2 separate regions of the Mus musculus genome follow, and region 2 is linked to region 1. A link is a loop called in an ENCODE intact Hi-C map of the cell type or tissue named here. Cell type or tissue: left cerebral cortex. All regions are shown on one strand.

Region 1 (8,000 bases):
TATAAGGAACTCAAGAAGCTAACCACCAAAAAACCAAACAACCCAATGGAAAAAAAATGGAGTATAAAACTAAACAGATAATTCACAACAGGAGAAATCTCAAATGGCTGAGAAGCACCTAAAGAAATGTTCAAAGTCATTAGTGATCAGGGAAATGCAAATCAAATGACCCTGAGATTCCACCTTACACCAATCAGAATGGCTAAGATCAATACCTCAGGTGACAACACATGTTAGAGAGGATGTGGAGAAAGAGGAACACCCCTCCATTGCTGATGGGATTGAAAACTGGTACAACCACTCTGGAAATCAATCTGGAGTTTCCTCAGAAAATTGGAAATAGATCTACCTGAAGACCCAGCTGTACCACTCTTGGGAATATACCCAAAAGTTGCCCCACCAAATGCCACAGGAGCATGTGTTCCACTATGTTCATAGCAGCCTTGCTTGTGATAGCCAGAAGTTGGAAACAACCCAGATGTCCCATGACAGAAGAATGGTTACAGAAAATGTGGTTCATTTACACAATCGATAACTACTCAGTTATTAAGAATGATAGTATACATAAGTGATCCCAAAAATTCTACCAGAGACCTCCTACAGCAGATAAACATCTTCTGCCAAGTAGCTGGATATAAAATTAACTCTAACAAATCAGTGGGCTTCCTCTACTCAAAGATAAATGGCCAGAGAAAGAAATTAAGGAAACAACACTCTTCTCAATAGTCACAAATAATATAAAATATCTTGATGTGATTCTAACCAAGCAACTGAAAGATCTGTATTACAAGAACATCAAGTCTCTGAAAGAAATAGAAGACCTGAGAAGATGGGAAGATGCCCCATGCTCACAGATTGGCAGGATTAATATAGTAAAAATGGTCATCTTGCTGAAAGCCATCTACAGATTCAATGCAATCCCCGTCAAAATTCCAACTCAATTTTTCATAGAGTTAGAAAGAGAAATTCTCAAATTCATTTGGAAAAAACAAAAAACTCAGGATAGCAAAAACTATTTTCAACATTAGTAGAACTAATGGGGAAATTACCACCCCTGGCCTCAAAATGTACTACAGAGAAATAGTGATTTAAAAAAAAAAAAAAGCATGGTATTGGTACAGAGACAGGTAGGTAGATTGATGGAATAGAATTGAAAACCCAGAAATGAACCCGGACATCTATGGTCACTTGATTTTTGACAAAGAAGCTAAAACCGTCCAGTGGTGGTGGTGGAGAAACAACATTTTCAATAAATGGTGCTGGTTCAACTGATGGTCAGTATGTAGAAGAATGCAAATCAATCCTTTCTTATCTCCTTGTACAAAGCTCAAGTCCAAGTGGATCAAGGACATCCACATAAAACCAGATAGAAAGGAAAGTGGGGGAAGAGCCTCAAACACATAGGCACAGGGAAACTTTCCTGAACAGAACACCAATGGCTTATGCTCTAAGATCAAGAGTAGACAAATGGGATCTCATAAAACTGCAAAGTTTCTGTAAGGCAAAGGACACTGTCAATAGGAGAAAATGGCACCCCACAGATTGGGAAAAGATCTTTACTAGTCCTACATCTGATAGAGGGCTATTATCCAATATATACAAAGAACTCAAGAAGTTAGACTCCAGAGAACCAAATAACCATATTTAGAAATGGAGTACAGAGCTCAACAGAGAATTCTCAGCTGAGGAGTATCAAACGGCTGAGAAACACCCCAAGATGTTCAGCATCCTTAGTCATCAGGGAAATGCACATCAGAATGATGATGCTGAGATTCTACTTCACACCAATCAGAATAGCTAAGATCAAAAATTCAGGTGACAGCAGATGCTGGTGAGGATGTGAAGAAAGAAGCACACTCCTCCATTGTTGGTGGGATTGCAAGCTAGTATTACCACTCTGGAAATCAGTCTGGTGGTTCCTGAGAAAATTGGACATAATACTACCTGAGGACCCACCTATACCACTCCTTGGCATATACCCAAAAGATGCTCCATATAACAAGGATACATGCTCTACTATGTTTATAGCAACATTATTTATAATAGGCAGAAGCTGGAAAGAACCCAGATGTCCCTCAACAGAAAAATGGATACAGAAAATGTGGTACATTTACAGAATGGAGTAATACTCAGCTATTAAAAACAATGACTTCATGAAATTCTCAGGCAAATGGATGGAACTAGAAAATATCATCCTGAGTGAGGTATCCCGGACACAAAAGAACACATATGGCATTCACTCACTGATAAGTGGATATTAGCCCAAAAGCTCACAATGCCTGTGACACAACCCACAGACCATATGGAACTTAAGAGGAAGGAAGATCAGGGTGTGGATGCTTCAGTCCTGCATTGAGTCGGAAAGAGGATGATCGTGGGATGTGGAGGGAGGGGGGATCTGGGGAGGAGAGAGGAGGGGGAGAAAACAAGGTGGGCAGTATCAGGTACTAGAGAGGATGGGAGAAAGATACAGAGGGTTAGGAAATGGAATAAAAACATGTAGCAGTAGGGGATGAGGAACTGGGGATAGCCACTGGAGATTCCCAGACTCCATGGAAAGGAGAGGGCCCCAGCACCCAGGGGGTATGAGATTATCGGAAAAGCCCAGAGAGGAGCAGATAGAACTTGTAGAGACCACCTCCAGTAGATAAGCACAGCCCGAAGCCAAGGGAAGGGACCACCTACCCATCTCAGAGTTTTTAACACAGAAATGTTCCTGTTCAAAGGAAGAACAGGGACAAAAATGGAGCAGAGACTGAAGGAAAGGCCATCTGAGAACTGCCTCACCTGGGGGTCCATCTTGTCTGCAGACACCAAACACTGTTGCTGTGGTTAAGAGGTGCTTGCTGACAGGAAGTTGCTTGGGAGTTTAGGCCAGCAACCTATCAATGCAGATGTGGATGCTTGGAGCCAACCATCAGACTGAGCTCAGGAACTTAGGTGGGGGAGCTGGTGGGAGGACTGGAGGAGCAGAGGGGGATTGCAACCCCATAGAAAGAACAACTGGATCACCCAGTGCTCCCAGGGACTAGACTACAAACCAAGGCGTGTACAGGACACTATACACTGGATCAGTGGGTAGGAGAGGGTAGGTGGGGTTGGAAGAGCACCCTCATAGAGGCAAAGGGGAAGGAAAAGAGGGCAGATATGGGATGGGGGATGGGGCTTGTGGAAGGGTTACTCGGAAGTGAGATATCATTTGAGATGTAAATGAATGGGATGATTAATAAATAAATAAACCCATTTTTTGTTTACAAGTGAATTATGGACACTAGTGTATTCGTATTTCATGCATAGTATGAACCCAGTCTTGAAATATCTCTATACTGGGCTTGATTTAAAGCTCTAGTTCCTCTTGCCCTAAACCCATTCATGAATGTCTTAGGATGCTTCCTACAGAATCTTTCTTGAAAGGATTGATGATCAGTTTCCATACAAAGTTATAACATTCTGATAACATAAAATAGCACCAATTCTAGCACATCCTTGTGTTGTACTGTTCCAAAAGTCAGACATATGGTAACCATCACATAGAGTGTGATACCTGGATCCACACATCCTTCATGGGACATCATATTTCAGAACCCAGAAGAATTTTGGGCCAGCATAAAAGATCCACTGCAGTAGAAGTTGAGCTTGTGTTCAAAGGTAAACTTCTAGTAGGAATTCAACAACTGAGATGCAAATCCTGGCTTTAAGTCTCTGTGGTAAGATAAGTCTCTGTGTTGAGATTCTCTCGGGGTAGCAGATTACAGTCATCACAATTGCAGGGCCTAACAAAAGCAAAGGACAGAAAGTCCGTGCAGTGGGTTTACTAGTTACTTTTTCTTGCTGTGATAAAACGCCATGACCAAAGCAGCTCATGAGTCTAATTTGGTTTGCACTTTCTGAGAGTCCTTAGTAGTGGCAGGGGCATAGAAACAGGCTGGAACAAGAACCTGGGAGATCACATCTTCAACCACACAGAGAGAACATAGAAAGAATTGGAAATGGGGTGAGGTCAGAAATTCTCAAACCTACCCCAGTGAGCGACTGCCTAAAGCAGGGTTTACACCTTTTTATGGTTCCTTAAGGTGTCCAAACAGCACCACCAATGGGGACCATGTGGTCAAATATTGAAACTCAGTGGGACATTTCTCATTGTGTCACACAGTAGGATTTATAGACCATTACCCATTCTGAAGACTCCTCCAACATGTGCACACAAAAATAATGTAAATCACTGAATTAATAATTGGAAACACGGGGTACTCTTTTCTTAGAATAGGGAAGAATGTGGATTTTAAATGTAAGGAAGATAGGTTCTACACAGGCCTTGTCATGTAGCTGGTGTGTAACCTTAGCTGGCCACTTTTCAAATCTCGCTATGTTCCAGTTTGTTTGTCTACAATCTGGACCAAAAGAATCTCTCCCTAGTTCAAGAGTATTGAAACAAAGATGTCCCTGGAAAACTGTTTTTATTGTTTTTCTCATCTGTGTTATATTTTAAAACTGTTGGCGGATTTCCAGATCCTATCCGTTGCAAATATTATATAAAAAGGAAGAAAAAAAGATACTCAAGAAATGAAAGTTGGGCCCAACTCTGACCTAAAGAAAAAGGGGACAGCGCCAGGTGCTCCCGCCGATGTCCAGCAGGGGACGCTGCGGGCGGCGGAGCCAGAGACGCGACCGGAAGTCAGACTGGCGGCTCTGGGGAACCTGTGACGACTCCTCCTGCTTCCGCTGGTGGCCCAGGGCTGTGCTTGGTTCTGTCAGCCGGCTCCTGTGCTGTAGCCATGCCGCTAGAAAACCTAGAAGAAGAGGGACTGCCCAAGAACCCCGACCTGCGCATCGCGCAGCTGCGGTTTCTGCTTAGCCTGCCGGAGCACCGCGGGGACGCGGCGGTGCGCGAGGAGTTGATGGCGGCCGTCCGGGAAAACAGTGAGGCCAGCGAGCGCCGAGTCAGCGGCCTAGGCGGGGCGGTCGGGGTGCCTGGCGGGCGTCTCCGGTCGAGGCTTCATGGAGACCCCTAGGGAGGCCTCCTGGACCCGAGAGGGGCTTGCTTGCCTTAGTGGGTTCTTCCCCGCCGCGAGACGTCCAGGGAAGCCTCGGGTGCTTGTCGCGGCTGGACTCCCGGCAAAGGCGCCGCGGCTTTAGTGATGCCTGTCGGTGTTTAGCTGCCGGCCAAGGGACAGTCAGGGTTCTGTCCCTAGTAGTCGAGTCGAATCGGTGTCCTTTCCCTGACATGAGGACTCCTTTGGAACAGGAGCCGACCAGAGCAAACTGAGGATTCGATTCCCTTCCCCTTGGCCTTAGTCGCGATCAGACCTGCTAAGATCGGCTCTCAAGCAGGCTCCCAGCTTCAAACCTTAGCCGTGCTACCCAGGCCCATAGTTGGGAGGCGTCTGCTAGCTGACCTTCGGTGGGGTGGGAAAAGCGAGCAGAAGCTAACAGGATACCTCATAATGCGTGATTTGTGGCTTTTAGATATGGCTCCTTATTATGAAGCCTTGTGTAAATCCCTCGACTGGCAGATGGACGTGGATCTCCTGAGTAAAATGAAGAAAGCAAACGAAGAAGAGTTGAAACGTTTGGATGAGGAGCTGGAGGATGCAGAGAAGAATCTGGGAGAAAGTGAAATTCGAGATGCAATGATGGCAAAAGCAGAGTACCTCTGTCAGATAGGTGACAAGGTCAGTGAGATGCCCTGCCCGCTCTGGGTAGGTGACAGGGTCAGTGAGATGCCCTGCCCGCTCTGGGTAGGTGACAGGGTCAGTGAGATGCCCTGCCCGCTCTGCAGATGAGAGGTGCTCCCTATTTTCTGGAGGTACAGACCAATGTTGTACATCAGTGCAAATGAGTAATATCTCACTGGATAAGAGAATCTTTCTGTTTTAACTGGAAGGATAATCATATTTACCTGTACTGAAGAGTCAGTACAGGAACAGTAGATACATGACAATGTTGCAGCACCCAATTCCCTGCTCTTAACAGAGCAAGGTGTGCGTTAGTCTTCCTTACTGTGTCATTAAAAACAAGTACACATGAGGCTAGAGAGAAGAGGCTTGGTGGTTTAAGACTGTATACTGCAGATCATCCTGGAGGAGACCTAAGTGCAGTTCCCACCACCCACATCAAGAGGTTCACAATACCAGCTCCCAGGTATCTGATCCCTCCAGCCTCCAAAGACATCTGCATTCATGCACACATACCCCCAGACACACATATACATACTTGAGAATAATAAAAATACTTCTCCAGAACAAAACAAGGGTGCAGAGGTTTTGCCCCCTCTGTTGACAACATTGGGGTCATTTTCAGTAGTAACTTAAGTGGTTGGGAAGCAAAGATTGTACATTTTAAAAGGTTTACAACTGCCAGGCAGTGGGGGCACACGCCTTTAGTCCCAGCACTTGGGAGGCAGAGGCAGGAGGACTTCTGAGTTCGAGGCCAGCCTGGTGTACAGAGTGAGTTCCAGGACAGCCAGGGCTACAGAGAAACCCTGTCTCGAATTGTTTTTTTACAGTAGGAGGCTGGAGCGATGGCTCGGGTTAAGAGTGTTGGTTGCTCTCAAAGAGGACCCGGGCTTGATTCATGATCTCCATATGAAGCTTACAGCCCACCCCACTTTAATTCCAGTTCTGGGAGATCCAATACTGTCTTCTGACCCCTGCTGGCACCTACCAGGCAAGCACCATCATGCACAGACATACATTTAGACAGTATACTCAAAGACATAAAGTAAATCTAAAAGAATTTATAGTAGTAACTTACAAAGCTCTTTGATAGTGCAGTTATGTACTTGTGTATGTATGTCTTGTAGACAATGAGTAGTGAACATGTATTTGTGTGCATGAGGTCACTGTGTCCCGCGAATCCTCCTCTTCCATGCATCTGTCACTGCATCTCAGAGAACTTTGTTACGTTCTGGATCACCGCTGCCGCATCCACATTTTGAGTAGGTTGTCTGTTCAGCTGGTCTGGATGCACGAATTGCTTCAGCTGGTTTTGCTTTAGCCAGCTGTAATAGTTGATTTTTCTTAAACAAATTGCAGTGGTGAAAAACATGTTCATATGTCTCCTAGTATATATATGCTAGTGTTTTGGGGGCTTTTTTTGTTTGTTTATTTTTGGGTTTTTTTGTTTTTTTCTGTTTTGAGACAGGGTTTCTTTGTGTAGCCCTAGCTGTCTTGAAACTAGCTCTGTAGACCAGGCTGACCTCAAACACACAGACATCTGTTTGCCTCTGCCTCCCAAACTCTGGGATTTAAAGTGGTGTGCCTCCACTGCCCATACATGCTAGTGTTTCTTTAGGACACTGTTTAGTCTGAGGTGAAATTGCTGGGAGAGTGAACACTTATTTTCCTGTATGTGGCCATTTGTTGTAAGTAATCCTAGTGCTGGGTCTACTCTTTAGCATTTGAGTGTAGGCTGACATGGTTCCAGTATTTAAAAATAGTGTGAGCTCTTGGGTCAGATGGCCTGGATTATATTTCCAGCCTCAATAGTCATTATTTACTGCAGCTGCAGTTTTCTCATGTAAAGTAGGATGATGCGTTTCTACCTAGTGCTGTTTAAAGATACAGGGAAAGAGTTTAGAACTGCACTAGCCCAAAGAAAGGGCTTAAATTATAAACTGTTGAATTTTAATTTAAAACTTTAAAAAAATTTTTTAAATTTAGTAGTGGTCATTTTAAAAACTTAGAAATATAGTGGGGGAAAAACCTTGAAATGTAGTATGAGTATGGTTTGGTTTGAAAAGGTAGTCAGTATGTATGTGACGAGTGAAGGTTTTGTTTCAGGTCTTGAATTTAATCATTATGGCTTAGTCAGCATTGGGTGATTGCTGTTTGTGTTAAGGCTATATTCCTTCTATGTTGGCTCACAGCATTCTCCCCAAAAGAGTAATCAGGTTTTTTTCTTTTACTGACTGTTTCTAAATGTTTGATGGTTGCAGTGGTTTTATTATTACTTGTATTTATCATCAATCTTTTGACGCTTAGTTCATTGCAGATGTTAGT
Region 2 (8,000 bases), 740 kb before region 1:
TTATATATACATACATACATACATACATACATACATACACACACATGTGTGCACACATAAACATATATTACATAAATATAACCTATTCAATCTGGATAACATTACTTGTATCTTGTAACATTACAGAAAATCACAACTAATCAAAATGTCAAATTGTAGAGCCCAGTCCCAATTGTAGAAGAGGGGGAGAAAGATTCGTAAAAGTCAGAAAACCAGGGACTTTGCTGTGAGACTGTGCTTCCTAAGAATGTTAGAAGCTACACTCACGAAGCAAACATAATTGAAGAAAGACAACAGAAGACATCAGAAATCAAACCGGGAAAGTCCAGGAGCCCTCAATCCCACACAGATTACTACTAGCTCCTAAGGAATTCTCAAAGAGGAAGACACAGTCTCCCAGGGAAGAGCAAGCAATTGGTATCCAATACCAAGTGACCAGGTTTTGTTGGTGGTGGCTTGGGGGTTTTTTCTTGTTTTGTTTTTTTAATGTATCCCTTTATCATCAATTGCTCTAGAACTTGCTGTGTTCCATAGCATCTTTATACAGAATTCATAGACAAGCCTGCACTCTAGTAGTGTGCTCTCAAACATTCTTTTACTGTAGGAATCTCAGAAGCAACCTGTGTAGAGACTAAAAGTCTACATGAAGAGTGTCTCCCCTTTGTAGCTAGTTAACCATACATATCCCAAACAAGAGGAAAAAGGCTCAGGGGAAAAATAGATTATCACTCTGAACTAAAAAGTAGTTAACCATGGAGAGTTAGAAAAATAAATATAGGGTAAAAATAAACCTTCTAATTTAGAGGGGAAAGTTTTAATTACTATTATTAGTATTGTTATTAGTATTTATTTTTTACTTATTCATTTATTTTTTGGAAACGAAAACTACATAGGACTGGCTAGCCTCAGATTGAAAGAAATCTACCTGCCTCTGCCTTTGTCTGTCTGTCTGTCTGTCTCTCTCTCTCTATCTCTTTCTTCCTGCCTTCCTGCTTCCTTGCCTCCCTGTCTCTGCCCCCTCGTACTTCCCTGCCTCTGCCTTTCTGCCTCTTCTTCTGCCTCTGCCTCTCTCTGCCTCTCTGCCTCTCTGCCTCTCTGCCTCTCTGCCTCTCTGCCTCTACCCCTGCCTCTGCCTCTCCAGTGCTGAAGTGCCCCCTAACTCTGTCCTAATCAATGAAATTTAATTTACTGTTATCTGCCTTTCTGCTACAGATGAAAACACCAACCAATGAAACAAACAGCTATGTCAAAGGATACAAGTCGCTGTGTTTGTAAAGCCCTGCAAGTCTGACACCTTTAAGACAGACTGAGATAAAGTAGTCCAAAGCAATGTGCTCAATGTGTTAATCAGCAAAGCTTCTGTTTATGAGGTAGAAAGAAAAACTCAGAAAGCATTAATTGAGGAGTTAAATTAAACACAGAAGCATCCTAAGAGTACTGTATCTCTCATATGAGCAAAACAGTCATTTAGAACAGTATTTCCATTATCCAATATTGTGCAAACATTATTGTCTCAGGGATATGGAAAGTAATTATAATTTAACAAAAGAATTTTGCTTATTGAGTTTTTTGCTATTGCTGTTTTTTGGTTTGGTTTGGTTTGGCTTTTTGAAAAAAAGTTTGGTTAAGGCTAGCACCAACTTACTATGTCACTGAAATTGGCCTTGAACTCCAGATCCATCTGCCTCCACCTTCCAATGTGTGCAAACCAATACCCAGCTCAAAAGTTAATGAAATATAAAAGTTCATTTCCTCAGCCACAGGGGCCACATTCCACTTGCCCAAGAGTATCATGTGGCTAGTGCTTACTCACTCCACTGGACAACTCAGAGAAAACATTTCCATCTATGCCAAAAGTTCTACTGACAAGCACCACCACTCTGAAATGGGGTGCATTTCTCAACTGACATTCAGAACTTCTTCAGTTAAAAAGTTGAAGACTTTTATACTTACTAACTGTCACTTTGTCCTTATCTCCCAGCATAATGTTGTTTGGCGTGAGATCTCTGTGAACAATCCTCTTCTCCTTGTGCAGATACCGAAGAGCTAAGCACAGCTTGAAACAAGAATGGAAGCAAATTTGATTCCTGCCATATACGTAACCAACAGTGTATCTCTAAGGTAGCTCAGAACTTTGTTGTATAAAGAAAATTTCAATGAAGGGTGTAGTGTACCTGTATAAATATTTTCCACAGTCGCTCTTCACTGAAATGGTGATGTTTTTCCTTCAAAGAATTAAAGTGCTCTCCAAGTGGGGCTCCTTCTATCAGCTCCATAACGATATACAACCTGTCATCTATGCAAAAGCAAAAAGGAGTCACAGAAATGTAAAGTCAGTATAAAGCCCTGGAAAACCTTCACAAATTAGAACCCGGGCTTTCCAAGGAGTGTTGGAGCACAAAACGGAAAACTTAGTGTCAGGATCCACTGAATGCTGGCAGAGCACAGAGCTGCCCTTGGGGCAGTCACAGCCTAGCAGCAACTTCCTCTGACTCCAGACTTTCTCCTCTCTGGCAAGCATAATCATTTTCTGCTTATACCATAGAATGCCTGAACCATGTCAAAGACAGTAAGCCAACTGTCTCAAGTCACGAGGCCTGCCTCTTAGTACCTCGGATCAAATAAGACGTTCAGAAAACCGCATTATAAATTGCATTTTGTATGGTGACATAGATTATGTCATACAAACTTACCCACGGATCACGCTATGATGTTGCAATAACACAGACTAAAGCACCTACCCATGACAGAGATTACTGCTAGGCCCCTCTCGAGTAGAGAGACCTGGACTCTGATTTTATGTTAGGGTTTACAAGGGTTTAGCACTGTTTGGGTTTTTGGTTTTCTTGTTGCTGTTTTTGTTCTCTGAATACACTCCTTTAAAGCCAATTTGAACTACTAATAATGATATGTGACATGTGTCTTTTCTGACTGTTGGACATACACAAAATACACACATACACAATCTGCCTGCAAAGGACAGACATCTCCCATCCTGCCCACTGGCTTCTCCACCAGTCTCACACTGCAGCATGAATGTAAGCACACTGTTCTTCCTGTTGCCTTTCACAGGATTGCAAAAATGAATAAACCATATAGCATCTCTCTTACGGACATTTATAGATTCCCAAGTTTCACCATTCCAAGAAATACATATTGCCTGCACTATGCTTAGCTGTTTGTTTTCATTTTCTCAAATTATAGTCTTCTTCATCATAGTTTATAACTTGGTAATATTATACATATTTTAAGTTTCCTTCAATTTATTTTGGAAGTCGTCAGGTTAAGTGTTTTGTTTTTGTAATGACTTGTACTTACTTCAGTCTAAGTCAGGAACTAAATCTGATAGCTTTAATTACAGGAATAATCCCGATATTAAGAACTAGCACGTAAGGAGGAAGGAGTCCATCTAAATCACTTAAAGAAGGGAAATGGGTAAAAACATAGCAATTGAGCTGCATACAGAACAGCTTCTGTTTAGTATTGAGACAGGGTCTCTCTATGCAGCCATGCCCAGCCTGAAACTCACTATGTAGATCAGGTTGTCCTCAAACACACACAGTCGGCCTCTGCCTCTCAAGTGCTGGGATTAAAGGACTGAGTCACCATGCCCGGCTAATACTTCAGGATTTTATGCTACAGATGGTTAAGTTCAATACTTCCTTCACTTGTAAACAAGCGACTGAGTTTGGCTTTGTTTGACTGTGCTCTCCATCCCACAAGCAGGAAACAAGCCAGCCAGCCTGCAGGCTCAGCCAGGACTCTGGCGCCACCTGGTGGCATCTACTGAAATTTGTGAGAAAAAAAAAAAAAAACCTTGAAGGCGGAGTCCAATCCATTTTATTAGGGGTGGAAAATGCCACTAGATGCTGCTGTGAGCTTGCAAAAAGAAAAATAAAACATCATGCTTTAGTTCTCTTTTCTCTTTTTCTTCTACAGTTCCTTTTCTGTACAATAATTTAATTATTTTTGTTTATTCACACTGTGCCTCTATATAATACAGATCAAAATATTTTAAGTATTCTCAGGTCATCAATTAAAAAATTATTTTACTGCTTAAGAAAGCAATGCCTAATAATAAAAGCCAGTAGAAAATAGCTGAATGGGTTTATTTTCTGCCAACATAATATAAATGTATATAAATAACAAACATATGTTTCCTTACTTAGAAAGCAATTCATACTTACTTTCCAAAAATGTTTTATAATAACGTACAACATTGGGATGATAAAGCTGTAAGAAAACAAATAGCAAACACTTATCAGACTCTTCAAAACACAAGCTTTTGTACACTGAAGTTTCATCTAAGACTGCCAGCTGCCATTTAAGGTTTTAAATGACTTTTTTAAGTTAATGAAAGAGACAGTGTCCTCCATGCCTTTGTGAACCAGGCTAGAAGATGCTGCACTTCCTAATGGGCAGTGGACAGGTTTAGGACTGATCAGTTCCTTAACGATTCCCTTAGCATGCTCTGCCCCAGGGTTGGGCCTCAGCTACACAGGGAGGGAGAAAGTTCTAAAAAAGAAAAATGGTGTAAAATGTCTCCAACTATTTATTTAGAATGTAGTTTCTAGGTAAAGTGTCTTGTTTCAGAGGAATTGCCATGATGTCTATAAATGGTTTGTGCCTCTGAGTGTCCCTCTGAGTGGGGCCCACGTAGCTGCTACTCACACCAACCCAGCGGTCTCAGGGTTATCAGCAGCAGAGTAGCCAGGATGTGGCTTCCCAGGCAGCAGTGACATTTGTCTGTCCCTCAGCCCTGGAAGTGTCCTTTCTGCTGCTTTTCCCACTTGGGATGGGAAGGTGTCACCAGCAGTTGCATGGAACAGGGAATAATGCCAACTTGTGCCATTCTCTAAGCCTGGTAGTTCGAAGCCTCTGTGCTGTGCTCATTGTCACCTCTTAGCAGACAGGGTCTCTCACTCCCGTACCTATGGCTTCTGTATTCCATGACATCCTTCTTTTTGGTTCAGGTGGCTCCCACAGGAGGGACAATCTTCAGTGACATCAAAATCTAAACTGTGGCACCCTGATTGGCCTCTTCTGGACCCTTTTTCTTAGGAAACGCACTTAAACAAATTAGCACCCAAATCAACTAGCAAGTGGGGACAGGATGAGTTTCTGAACGGATGGGATGGCTTCTTGCGATCTAATCCATTAGTGGTGACTTTTGTTGTAACTTAGTGATGTCAAACTATAGGTTTCAATGAATAAAGACCATGTTTGTGACACCAAGCAAACATGACTGCAGGGCGCAGTGAGGCTGGCAGCTTCCTAGAACTTAGAAACAGAAATGCACAAACAAGGAGAGCTGGGAAAGGAACCAGCATCTTCTCGGATTACAGAAAGAATTCCCATTTCTCGCCTGCGCTCCGTTTTCCTCCAATACTCCTTCATAATGACAGCTAATTGAGCGATTATGTCACATATTCATGATAATAAAAATAACCCAGAAGACAGTGGGGCCCACCCCTAATCTCAGCACTTAGGACAGGGAGCCAGGAAAGGGGGGGGCGGGTCCTGAAGGTCAGTCTGTACTACAGAGCAGGGCTAAGACCAGCCTAGACTACACAAGCCTGCTCTAGAAAGGGGAAATGAAACAAAACCTACATTTTAGATTTAATAAGCCAGACTTGAGGGGTGTCAACAGGTTGGCTTTAGCTGACTGAAGTTGGAGGGTGGTCTTTCTCAAATTCCCAGCACTCCATTAAGGGTGTCTTTCTCCTGTTCCTATGCAGTAACTCAGTAGCTAAGCATACATGGTGTGTTCTGGTTTGTAAGCTCAACTGTTTTGCATCCAAGGCCCTGCTATAAACTCCTAAAAGAGTTTCCATGACTCAATAACAAGCTTTAGGAAAAACACTGGCAAAAATATCACTGCACCAATGTCCAGTATTTCATACCGAACTGATTTATAAACGGCATGGACAAGAACAGCAGCAGAGCTCAGCTTCAATGACATTTATATCAGAGACATCTCAGAAATAAGACAATATTTACCTGCTCCTTAATTATTGTTAATTCAGAAACAATGTTCTTGACACTGCTGTCTCGGTCTTTCTTATCCTTTCCAAATGCTGGGTTATGCAAATTGACCTCCTTCATTGCTAAAAGATTTTGACCACTACGCTTTCTAACCTACAATAAGGAAAGCAATTAATTAAATGCTGAGAATTGAGGGTTAGACAAAGACAGATGAACTAGAATAACAAAATTACATACATGGTTAACCAACACATAGCATGAGAGTCTAGCTGCATTTACACTAAGCTGAGAGAGCTCAAACCTGTTACCTTCTGGTCTGGTCCCCACTGCAGGACTCAACAGGCTTTCCCTGGGCAGGTGTAGAAACACTGGTGAAAGTTTATAAACTATGTCATGCACTGGGACAAGCTATTTTGATTCATTTTCTGTGAAGGATGCCCTGTCAGGGACCAGGTACTAGAGCTGAGAGCCAAGGCAACACTCACATAATTACCACCCAGTGTTGGATACAACCAGCACTCTCATCTCTATCTGTACTTCTTCACTAGTTTTCAATGATAAGGACTTCAATTAAAATGAGTATGGCCATCTGGAGTGTTACTTCAAATTTGTTTTGAAACATGAGAACTATCTCCCAGGGCAGACTCACCTTATAAACACAGCCAAAAGCTCCACTTCCAAGGTGGTCCAACACAGCATAGTCACCTATGTACTTCAAGGGCGCTTTCTTCTGATTGATGCTTTCAATATTCTCAGCAATTTGCTTCAGCTCATCTTCCTAACCAAGTCATAAAAGGAAAATTGGTTACTACTATCCTGATCCCAGAGCAGCCTGCCCAAATATTTAGAACTCAAGACTTACCAATAGTAAATTCAACTGTGATACCAAGTCCTTATAAGCACCAATATCACGAACGTAATGTCCTATGTCAATGAAGGTCTCAAACAGGTCGGTGGGAAAAAGTCTACAGGGAAACACACACACTTAAAGTGGAGCTGGGGAACAGTGGATCAATGCTTCCCTTCTGGATACAGCTGGCTCACCAACTAACCCTACGAACAAACCTAACTTCATTAGGCAATCAGCAGAGTAAGAAGCAATATGCTCTGGCATATCATGCAGATCTGCACTCCAGCTGTAGTTCCTGCAGAGTAAGCAATGTTCTACAGATCACTGCACAGCACTGCACCTCAGTGAGCTGCACTGCATGTCACACTTGGAACCGGGGAGGGGTGGGTGGGCCTCACAGTCTTTGTTTCTATGGCAGTAAAAGACAATATAACCAACGCAGACTATACCAAAGCCTTCTTTGTAATTTATTTGGGGGTTACAGACAATAAGCATTTTAAAAGAGGATGTTTGTTGTGTTTTTTTTACTAAATATTTAGCACTTAGATTAAGTCATTTGTTACAGTTCTAAACTTAGCTCCAAGATGTAAATATCCTTTTAATTTTTAAATGTTTTATGAGAATAAAATACTGGTAACTGAAAAAAATGTAAAGAAGTATGCATTTACAAAGTTCTGGCTTCAGAGGCCTCTTAAAATATTCATTATTCATTAAAATGGATGGCTTTGGGTCATGAAATGAAAGTTTATAATAATTTTTTCCTTAAATTCAAATATCATGGAAGAATAAAGCAATAATATAATTGACACCTTCTTCACAAAGGATTTGTTATAACATCAGTTTCTCTCACCAATAACATCTGGTGACAACACTGTGGACCTAGATTGTGTTCACATGGTGCGCATGTCCCTCATGTGCAATGAATGTGTCTGCTTTCTAAGGCTTGCGCGTCCACCAGACTTGGCACCTCACATCTGGCCCATCACTGGGTCTCAGCCTATCAGGGGCACTCTTGGTTGGTAAGAGGAAATGATCAAACTAACTTTGGAATTTCTAAATGGTTTAAAAAAAAAGGTATGTATCTTGGTTCTATATATTCAAGATGTTAATATCTTTAATTAAAACCAGTGCCTGAGCAGTTGCATGGCCAGTGAGGAGTTGTCCA

Evidence for each region. Hi-C counts contacts between places; a loop is a spot of excess contacts. Peaks named below come from ENCODE experiments on the same cell type or tissue, not always from the same donor. Only the 100,000 strongest peaks of a DNase experiment are listed, where the experiment ranks them.
Region 2: it touches region 1 in a loop (6-fold over the local background); 5 of 42 quality-filtered maps call a loop at or near these places.

Annotation. Positions count from the first base shown.
Region 1 is chr14:14,117,659-14,125,658 of GRCm38, reverse strand. Psmd6 (proteasome (prosome, macropain) 26S subunit, non-ATPase, 6) reads left to right here and starts at 4,714. Exons shown (of 8, transcript NM_025550.3): 1 at 4,714-4,920; 2 at 5,467-5,672. The coding sequence starts at 4,776. In left cerebral cortex, CTCF peaks have their summits at 4,626 (motif pointing right) and 6,661 (motif pointing left); a DNase peak (open chromatin) is centred at 4,693; H3K4me3 peaks cover 1,414 bases; H3K27ac peaks cover 892 bases.
Region 2 is chr14:14,859,689-14,867,688 of GRCm38, reverse strand. It overlaps Nek10 (NIMA (never in mitosis gene a)- related kinase 10), which reads right to left. Exons shown (of 35, transcript NM_001195229.1): 16 at 6,848-6,950; 17 at 6,635-6,763; 18 at 6,001-6,138; 19 at 4,188-4,233; 20 at 2,175-2,296; 21 at 1,954-2,056. Among named protein-coding and RNA genes, the nearest start is that of Nek10, 43 kb to the right of the region's middle. In left cerebral cortex, a CTCF peak has its summit at 3,772 (motif pointing left); a DNase peak (open chromatin) is centred at 3,755.